Linked DNA regions of Homo sapiens: region 1 is linked to region 2. A link is an interaction called in ENCODE POLR2A ChIA-PET data of the cell type or tissue named here. Cell type or tissue: K562. All regions are shown on one strand. Each heading gives the region's core, and the rest is flanking DNA. Links, peaks and the distances in the headings are about the cores only. Region 1 has its middle 14 kb from the start of WFDC1. Region 2 overlaps DNAAF1 (dynein axonemal assembly factor 1).

Region 1 (4,386 bases), core at 81-4,080, 110 kb before region 2:
TCAGTTCCCCTAGAGAAGACTTTCATAGCCCTTGTCCCTCTGCTTGACAGCACCTATGCAACCCTGAAGTTGGAAGTGACATTTCTTTCCTTTTTTTTTTTGAGGCAGAGTCTCGCTCTGTCGCCCAGGCTGGAGTGCAATGGCGCTATCTAGGCTCGTTGCAAGCTCCGCCTCCCAGGTTCACGCCATTCTCCTGCCTCAGCCTCCCGAGTAGCTGGGACTACAGGCACCCGCCACTGCGCCTGGCTAATTTTTTTTTGTATTTTTAGTAGAGATGGGGTTTCACCATGTTACCCAGGATGGTCTCGATCTCCTGACCTCGTGATCCGCCCGCCTCGGCCTCCCAAAGTGCTGGGATTACAGGCGTGAGCCACCGTGCCCGGTGGAAGCGACATTTCTGTCAATGCCTGACTCTCCCACGGGATGGTGGGCACCCTAAGTACAGGGACTGAGTCTTTTTTGTTTTCTTTCTCATCTACTGTGCACCTCGCACACACAGTAGGAGCTCAGAGAATGTTCACCGAAGGCATCCATGGGTGCTCCTGCCCTCCCAACCCAGTGCTTCTGCCCTGACTCTGCAGGGCCTTCCTCAGACAGTCAGCAACCTGAGGGTCATCCACTTCCTGACGTCACACTTCCCAGACCTGGCTGGCCTGGCCCCCACATCTGCAGCAGCACAACGTTGCAAATGTACTAAATGCCATTGAATTTTACACTTTCCAACTGTGAACTTTTTTTTTTTTTTTTTTTTGGAGATGGAGTCTCGCTCTGTCTCACCAAGGCTGGAGTGCAGACCTGTGATCTTGGCTTACTGCAGCCTCTGCCTCCCGGTTGCAAGCGATTCTCCTGCCTCAGCCTCCCGAGTATAGTAGCTGGGATTACAGGCACATGCACCACACCCGGCTATTTTTTGTATTTTTAGTAGAGATGGGGTTTTGTCATGTTGGCCAGGCTGGTCTCAAACTCCTGGCCTCAAGTGATCCGCCCGCCTTGGCTTACCAAAGTGCTGGGATTACAGGTGGGAGCCACGGCGCCCAACCTACACTGATTAACTTTTTGAGTTTTACTTCCATGAAAAAATAAGGTAGAAAAAAAAAAGGACCTGCTAGAAGAAACCGATTTGAGGACTCCACGCCCCACACCCCACACCCCAGGTCAGGGCAAGAAAAGTGAGCTCCAGCCCCCCAATGTCATTGCTTTGTCAGTCCATCGCTCATCCCCCCACCCCGCTGTGGTGGGCTGGGTGGGGGCTCAGGGTCCTCTGCGGCAGGTCAAAGTCAGACGATCCAGGAAGATGTTGGTGTTGGCTTCATAAAAGCTGATCCAGGCAGAACCATTCAAAGCTGTCACTTGCCAGGAATGTCATTAACAAATAACCAACTGTAAGTCTAGAAAAGCTGGACGTCAGGCCATCCCCCTCTGCTGATGCGTCTCCCAGGAGGTGAGCTTGCAATTTCACAAGCTCTTCCCAGAGTACACCAACTTTCCAGGAAAGTAACTGCTTCCCACCTTCCTACACACCAGCTCCACCTGTGTTTCTGGGGATGCCCCATGGCGGGCCCTGGTGATGACGGGTAGGGGTCCTGGTAGGCGAGGGGACCTGGGCAAAATGTCAGCGGGTTCCCTCCGTCATGAAGGGGGCCATCAGTCAGAAGGCAAAGATCATGAAGACCGATGCTGTAAGGACACAAAAGCCTAAGAAAGCCTGGGAAAGTGACTTTAGGCACGTTAGGGAATTGGACAACCCCCTTAAGACTGGGCGGGAAGGAGCGGTGTCCAGCGGGTGACTTCTAAACCCACAGAAGAGAGGAAGCCGGCCAGTCAAGTAAGTGGAGGCCATGGTGGAAGGAATTTCCATGACACCTGCCCCTGGCTCTAATCCCTGCTGGACTCTAAACTCATGAGGGTCTTGAGGGGCAGAACGGCTCTTGCTGGATCCAGAGATGAGAGGAGAAATTGAAGGGCAGTGACAGCAGAGTTTCAAAGCAAGCCCCTCCTTAGTGGTGATGGTGGCTGATTGCCCAAGAGCCAACCAGGTATTCCTTCCCCCTTTTATTGGTGATTGGTTCAGGCATCAGTCTGTCATCTGATTTGGACCAATGAGGTGGGAGGGAAGTCAGGTTAGGGGCTTCTGGGAAAGTGGTCCTCATACCTCAGAGATGCAGGAAAGTGATGGTTCAGGTGCACGTCTGGACTTTACCCAGCAGGGATACGATGCCCAGATCTGCAACAGCCACTCTGTGACTGTGAGGAAGGCCAATCAGAGGGTGAGGCCAACACTGACATGATGGCGTTTGGCAGTGGGGGGACGGGCGGGGTGGGGGACGATCCTGAGTCCCTGGTGATATCGCTGAGCTGTTGAATTTAGTCAATCTCGGAGCCAGCCTACCTCTGGACTTCTTGTTACATGGGACAAACTAATCTTCTTTAGGGTTAAGCTAGTTGAGTTGAGCTTTTGCTGACCACCAACTACATCCTGACTGATACACATCACGTTCTCATCCAGCCAGACTGATGAGCAGCTGTGAAAGCAGAAGGGAAAAGGGAGTGGAGTGACTCATATTTCATGAGCAACTACTGTGTGCCCTACCCTGTGTGTAGGTCTCTCCTTAGTCCTCTTACCAGCCCTTTGAGGTGCCGATTACTATTGTGACCCCACTTAACAGAAGAGGAAACCAAGGCTGAGAGGTGAAGACACTGCCCGATTCCACCTGGTGGGACTGGGATGTGAACCCAGTTCCACTTATGCACCTGGCCAACCTGCTTTCCGGAGAACAGTGACAGAGCTGCCCTGGCAGGGAAGGGAAGCCTCAGCTTGAGCTGAGCCACCTTTTCCTGGGAATATCCCTTGTTACCTAAGAGCTCAGGACACTGACCTGCCTGATGATCCGCAGCCATCCAGAGCCAGGAGCCCACCCAAGAGAGATCAGGAACTCAACTGGATGCCATTCAACCACGGGCCCCACTGTCACGACCTGCATGGAGACGCCGCATGGAACCCTTCGTTCTTCCTTCCTGGAGGTCAGTGACAGCTTGGAGTGATCCATGGGACAGTAGAGCACACTGAGCTCTCCGATGACCATCCTGGCAGGGACCTTGGGGAACACGTTAGCATGGCAGGAGTTTAAAAAGAGAGAAAGAAAGAGTCCTTGATCCTTATTATGCAGCGCCTGGTGCAAATAAATCTATCGCTTGCAAAAACAAGCTGTCCTATAATAAATCACAGCGTGATGGGCGCATAAATCCAGAACTCAAGCTCCCAGCCGCTGCCTGGCCGGGCATGTGGGGCTCACACACAGCAGGCCTGTGGGAAAGGCAACAGCCCCCGCTCAGGCCCACGCGCCTGCTCAGCCTTTCCCTTTCCTCAAGAACAGGCCTCCCATGGTTTCTCTAACGCTTATTTTTTATTTTATCTATTTATTTTTGAGATGGAGTCTTGCTCTGTCACCCAGCTTAGAGTGCAGTGGCACAATCTCAGCCCACTGCAACCTCCGCCTCCCACGTTCAAGCGATTCTCCTGCCTCAGCCTTCTGAGTAGCTGGGACTACAGGCTCCCACCACCATGCCTGGCTAATTTTTGTACTTTTAGGAGAGACAGGGTTTCACTGTGTTGGCCAGGCTGGCCTTGAACTCCTGACCTCAGGTGATCTGCCCCCCTTGGCCTCCCAAAGTGCTGGGATTATGGGTATGAGCCACTGCATCTGGCCTATATTTTCATTTTTCTAATAACAAAGGCACAGGTTTTTTATTAATCAGTGGGAAAATGGAAACAATCTTGGATATTGAAAACAGAGGAGATTAATGCAGAGAATTGGCTATACAAGGAACAGAAGGGCCAAGAAACCACATAAGAGATGACCAGGCAACCCAGAGATGAATGGCAAGAAGCACTGCCCCATCTGCAGGGCGAGCAACAAACAGAGGAGGGGGCATTTCTACCACCCAGGATCTAGGGCTGCAGGAGGAAGCTGGAATCACAGTAGCCTGCCCAGTAAAGCTGGGGCCACGGAGGGTGCATGGCCACTGGTAGAAACCCCGTCCAAGGAGAGACCTGTCCAGAGAGATGGGGAGAAATGCCCTGGCTTCCCTCTTCCTCCCCTTCAGACTCCCCACAATGCTGCCTATTGGCTGAGCCTAGTGACAGAAGGAGAGCCAGGGACACGCTGCTTGCAAGAGGCAGTCCCTTGTGATGTCCTGCAGAGCAGGAGTGGGGGAAGGGAAGAAGCGACAGCAGACTCAGGACCAGCACGTGTATTCACTGCAAAATACATGCCCTCCCGCATCAAAAAGGTTACCATCTTTATTTCCTCTCTGCCTTTCTTCTTCCTTTCCATCCCAACTGGATCAAAAGCTGATAGATTCAAAAGTGATGGCGGAAATTTTCCA
Region 2 (4,386 bases), core at 297-4,296:
GACGAAACCCCATCTCCACTAAAAATACAAAAAATTACTCGGATGTGGTGGCACGTGCCTGTAGCCCCAGCTACTCAAGAGGCTGAGGCAGGAGAATCGCTTGAACCTGGGAGGTGGAGGCTGCAGTGAGCCAAGATCGCGCCACTGCACTCCAGCCTGGGAGACAGAGCGAGACTCTGTCTCCAAAAAAAATTATAAATAAATAAGGAACATAGTTTAAAAAGTGTCCTCGAGGCGCTGGGCATGGTAGCTCATGCTTGTAATCCCAGCATTTTGGGAGGCCCAGGCAGGTGGATCATTTGACATCAGGAGTTCAAAACCAGCCTGACAAACATGGTGAAACCTCATCTCTAGTGAAAAAAAAATACAAAAAAATAATAATAGCTGGGCGGGGTGGCACATGCCTATAATCCCAGCTACTAGAGAGACTGAGGCAGGAGAAGCGCTTGAACCCAGGAGACAGAGGTTGCAGTGAGTCACCGCATTGTAGTCTGGGTGATGAAGTGAGACTCTCTAAAAAAAAAAAAAAAAAAAAAAAAAAAAGTATCCTTGAGGGATGTTCATTAGTGTTGTTTATAATGGATAATAATGGGAGCCAAATGCCTACGGAAGGCACTGCCAAGCACAGCCCTTTAATGGAACAGGTCACAGCTATCAAGAAAATAGAATGCAGGCAGTTCTTAGGAGATGCACGCTGAAGCACTGGGGGTTTAAGGGCTGTGACGTTTGCCTTTATCTTCAAATGGTTCAGGGGAAAAGCAAAGTGTGTGTGTGTGTGTGTGTGTGTGTGTGTATGTGGCAAATGTGTAGCAAATTATGAAAAACCACAGAATCTATTAATAAATGCAGACATACAGCTATCCGTTTTACTATTCTTTCAGCTTTTCTGAAAATTTTTAACATTTCAAAACAAAAAGTTAGGAAAAGACAATATATGCAGTAAGAAAATGTCTATTGTATGGAAAATAGTTATAGTATGCTAATTCAAAAGACTAGACAGGAAGCAACATATTTCTGCCATTTTTATATAAAAATGTATGTGTGGCCAGGTGCAGTGGCTCACGTCTGTAATCCCAGCACTTTGGGAGGCCGAGGCGGGAGGACTGCTTGAGGCCAGGAGTTCGAGACCAGCTTGGCCAACATAGCAAGGCCCTGTCTCTAAAAAATAAAAATAAAAATATTAGTCAAAGGTGTTCACACCTTAATGTCAGAATATGAATACGTTACCTTACACGGACAAAGGAACTGTGCAGATGTGATTAGGATCTAGAACCCTGAGATCAGGAAATTGTCCTGGGTTATCCAGGCAGGTTCAAAAGAATCACAAGAGCCCTCAGAATAGGGAGGCAGGAGCGTCAGAGTCAGAATGAGGCTGGAAGATGCCACACTGCTGGCATGGAAGTTGGAAGAAGGGGCCACGAGCCAGGGAACGCAGGCGGCCTCTAGGAGGTGAGAAAGGCAAGGAAGCGGGTTCTCCCCTGGGGCCCCCAGAAGGTACACAACCCTGAGACACCTCGATTTTAGCTCAGTGAAACCCATTTTGGGCTTCTGACCCACAGAACTGCAATAGGGTAAAACAGATTTGTGGGGTTTTTTTTTTTTTGAGATGGAGTTTCGCTCTTGTCGCCCAGGCTGGAGTGCGATGGTGCGATCTCGGCTCGCTGCAACCTCTGCCTCCCAGGTTCAAGCAATTCTCCTGCCTCAGCCTCCCAAGTAGCTGGGATTATAGGCTTGTGCCACCACGCCCAGCTAATTTTTTCTATTTTTAGTAGAGACGGGGTTTCTCCATGTTGTTCAGGCTGGTCTCCAACTCCTTACCTCAGGTGATCCACCCGCCTCAGCCTCCCAAAGTGCTGGGATTACAGGCATGAGCCACCACACCCGGCCAGATTTGTATTCTTTTAAGCCACTAATTTTGTGGTAATTTGTTGTGGCAGCTGTGAAATTACAAGATACATAGATCTCTGAAACAGAGCTCCTAAAACCCCTGTACATAGGGGTGCTAGGAGGCTCTTTTGTTCTAATATTTGGTCTTCAACCCCAGTTTCCTGACACAGAGCTCCTAAGACCTGCATCCAGAGTGACAGGCACATCTTTTGTTCGAATGGGGCGGCTCTTGGGGGTGGGGTGGCTTCTGGAGCACAGAGACCAAGCCATGATAAGAGGCTTGGAGCTTTCAGCTGGGGCTTCAGAGAGGGCAGAGGGGCTGGAAATGGAGCTAATCATCCATCATGCCCACGTGCTGGAGCTTCTGGAAAACCCCCTAAACTGTGGGGTTCAGAGAGCTTCCAAGTTGCTGAACACTGGAGTTACCTGGAGCGGGGTGTGGCCAGAGAGGGTATGAAGCTCCGCCCCTTCCCACAGACCCTTCCCTAAGCTCCACTTCATCTTGCTGTTCATCTGCATCCCTTATTTTATCCTTTATTAATATAATAACCCAGAAAATATAAGTGTTCTCTGGAGTTCTGTGAGCCATCATAGCAAATTATCAAACCCAAAGAGAGGGTCATGGGAACCCTAATTTTATAGCCATTCTGTTAGAAGTACAGGCGACACCCTGAGACTCGCGGTTGGCATTGGAAGTGGAGAGTCATCTTGCGAGACCATTGCCCATCACTTGTGCGGTTAGTGTCAGGATGGAAATGAATTGCAGGACAGCCGGCTGGTGTCAGAGAATTGGTGGGTGTGGGGACACCCTGCACATTGCGTGACCACAAGTGTGCTGAGTGTTGAGAGTGTGGGAGAAGAAAACAACCTATTTGAGTTTTCCTACTTTCAGCAGCCGCAGAAAACTAATACATCATTTATTTTGAAAAACTGTTCCAATCAGTAAAAGTGGTTTGAAACAGCTCATCACTGTTTGAGGTTCTCACTGGTGCTGGCAGGTAGGTGAGGCCAACTGCAGATGGATCTGCAGGTTGTGAGGAAATGGTTTTAAAAAAATCCCTGGCCAGGTGCAGCAGCTCATGCCTATAATCCCAGCACTTTGGGAAGCCAAGGTGGGTGGAGCACTTGAGCCCAGGAGTTTGAGACCAGCGTGGGCAACATAGTAAGACCCCATCTCTACAGAAATTCTTTTTTTTAATTAGCTAAGCATGGTGGTGCACACCTGTAGTCCCAGCCACTTAGGAAGCTGAGGTGAGAGGATCACTTGAGGCAGAGGTTGCAGTGAGCCAAGATTGTGCCACTGCACTCTAGCCTGGGCAACAGAGTAAGATCCTGTCCCAACCAAAAAAAAAAAAAAAAAAAAGAAAAAAAGAAAATCCAAGGCTGGGCACAGTGGCTCACGCCTGTAATCCCAGCACTTTGGGAAGCCAAGGCAGGCAGATCACTTGAAGCCAGGAGTTCGAGACGAGCCTGGACAACATGGCGAAATCCCATCTCTACTAAAAATACAAAAACTAGCCAGGCATGGTGGTACGTGCCCATAATCCCAGCTCTGGGGAGGCTGAGGCACGAGAATTGCTTGAACCCGGGAGACAGAAGTTGCAGTGAGCCAAGATCACACTGCTGCACTCCAACTTTGCAACCTCAGTGACAGAGCAAGACTCTGTCTAAAAAAAAAAAAAAAAAAAAAAAAAAATTCCCAAGATTAAAGACTGGGTTTGAGAGCTTAGACTTGCCTAATCTCAAAGGAACTCTGGGGCTGTTGTCTTCGGCCGAGCGCATACCTCTCTCTTGACTCTCTCTCTGTCTTTTCCTCTCCTCTGCCCGCTGCTTGATCATGGCCAAGGCTTCAATGCTGTCTGTGATCTTCTTCCGCTCCCTGCTCTCCCACTGCTGTCTCTCCTCCTTTTCAGCTGCGTACCCTCCCCTAGCCCAGGCCTCCGCACAAGCTCTGTTTAAAAAACAAAGAAACATAAATAGGGGAGGTGAACTCCAAACATACACTGTCTGATCAACTTGCTCATTTTCTTCAAAATCAAAGCAAAGTGAGCATCAGACATGTGACTGCAAGGATAAAAGTTCCACATGTAAATTTTATTATTTAAGGTGGAACAGTCTGCAAAGCCTTCTTAGATGTGGCACCAAAAGCACAAGTGACAAGAGAAAAAATAGAGAAATCGGACTCCATCAAAATTAAAAATTTTTGTCATGCAAAGTATACCATAAATAAAGTATTATTTTAAAAAACCAGCAGGGCACAGTGGCTCATGCCTGTAATCCTAGCACTTTGGAGGCCAAAGTGGGAGGACCACTTGAGCCCAGGAGTTCGAGATCAGCCTGGGCAACATAGCAAAACCCTGTCTCTACTGAAAAAAAGTAAAAAGACAACTCAAAGAATGTGAGAAGATACTTGCAAATCATATATTTGATAAGGGTCTTGTACCTGGAAAATATAAATAAGCCTCACAACTCATTAATAAAAAGATGACACAATTTCAA

Evidence for each region. Peaks named below come from ENCODE experiments on the same cell type or tissue, not always from the same donor. Only the 100,000 strongest peaks of a DNase experiment are listed, where the experiment ranks them.
Region 1: POLR2A ChIA-PET joins it to region 2 with 5 read pairs; 2 of 35 experiments call an interaction of 5 or more read pairs at or near these places.

The regions. Positions count from the first base shown.
Region 1 is chr16:84,278,953-84,283,338 of GRCh38, reverse strand. No RefSeq gene overlaps it. Among named protein-coding and RNA genes, the nearest start is that of WFDC1, 14 kb to the left of the region's middle. In K562, for the core only: no CTCF peak of the experiment used is centred there; a DNase peak (open chromatin) is centred at 2,038; H3K27me3 peaks cover 3,713 bases.
Region 2 is chr16:84,165,235-84,169,620 of GRCh38, reverse strand. It overlaps DNAAF1 (dynein axonemal assembly factor 1), which reads right to left. Exons shown (of 12, transcript NM_178452.6): 7 at 3,672-3,838. Among named protein-coding and RNA genes, the nearest start is that of TAF1C, 20 kb to the left of the region's middle. In K562, for the core only: no CTCF peak of the experiment used is centred there; no DNase peak of the experiment used is centred there; H3K27me3 peaks cover 1,881 bases.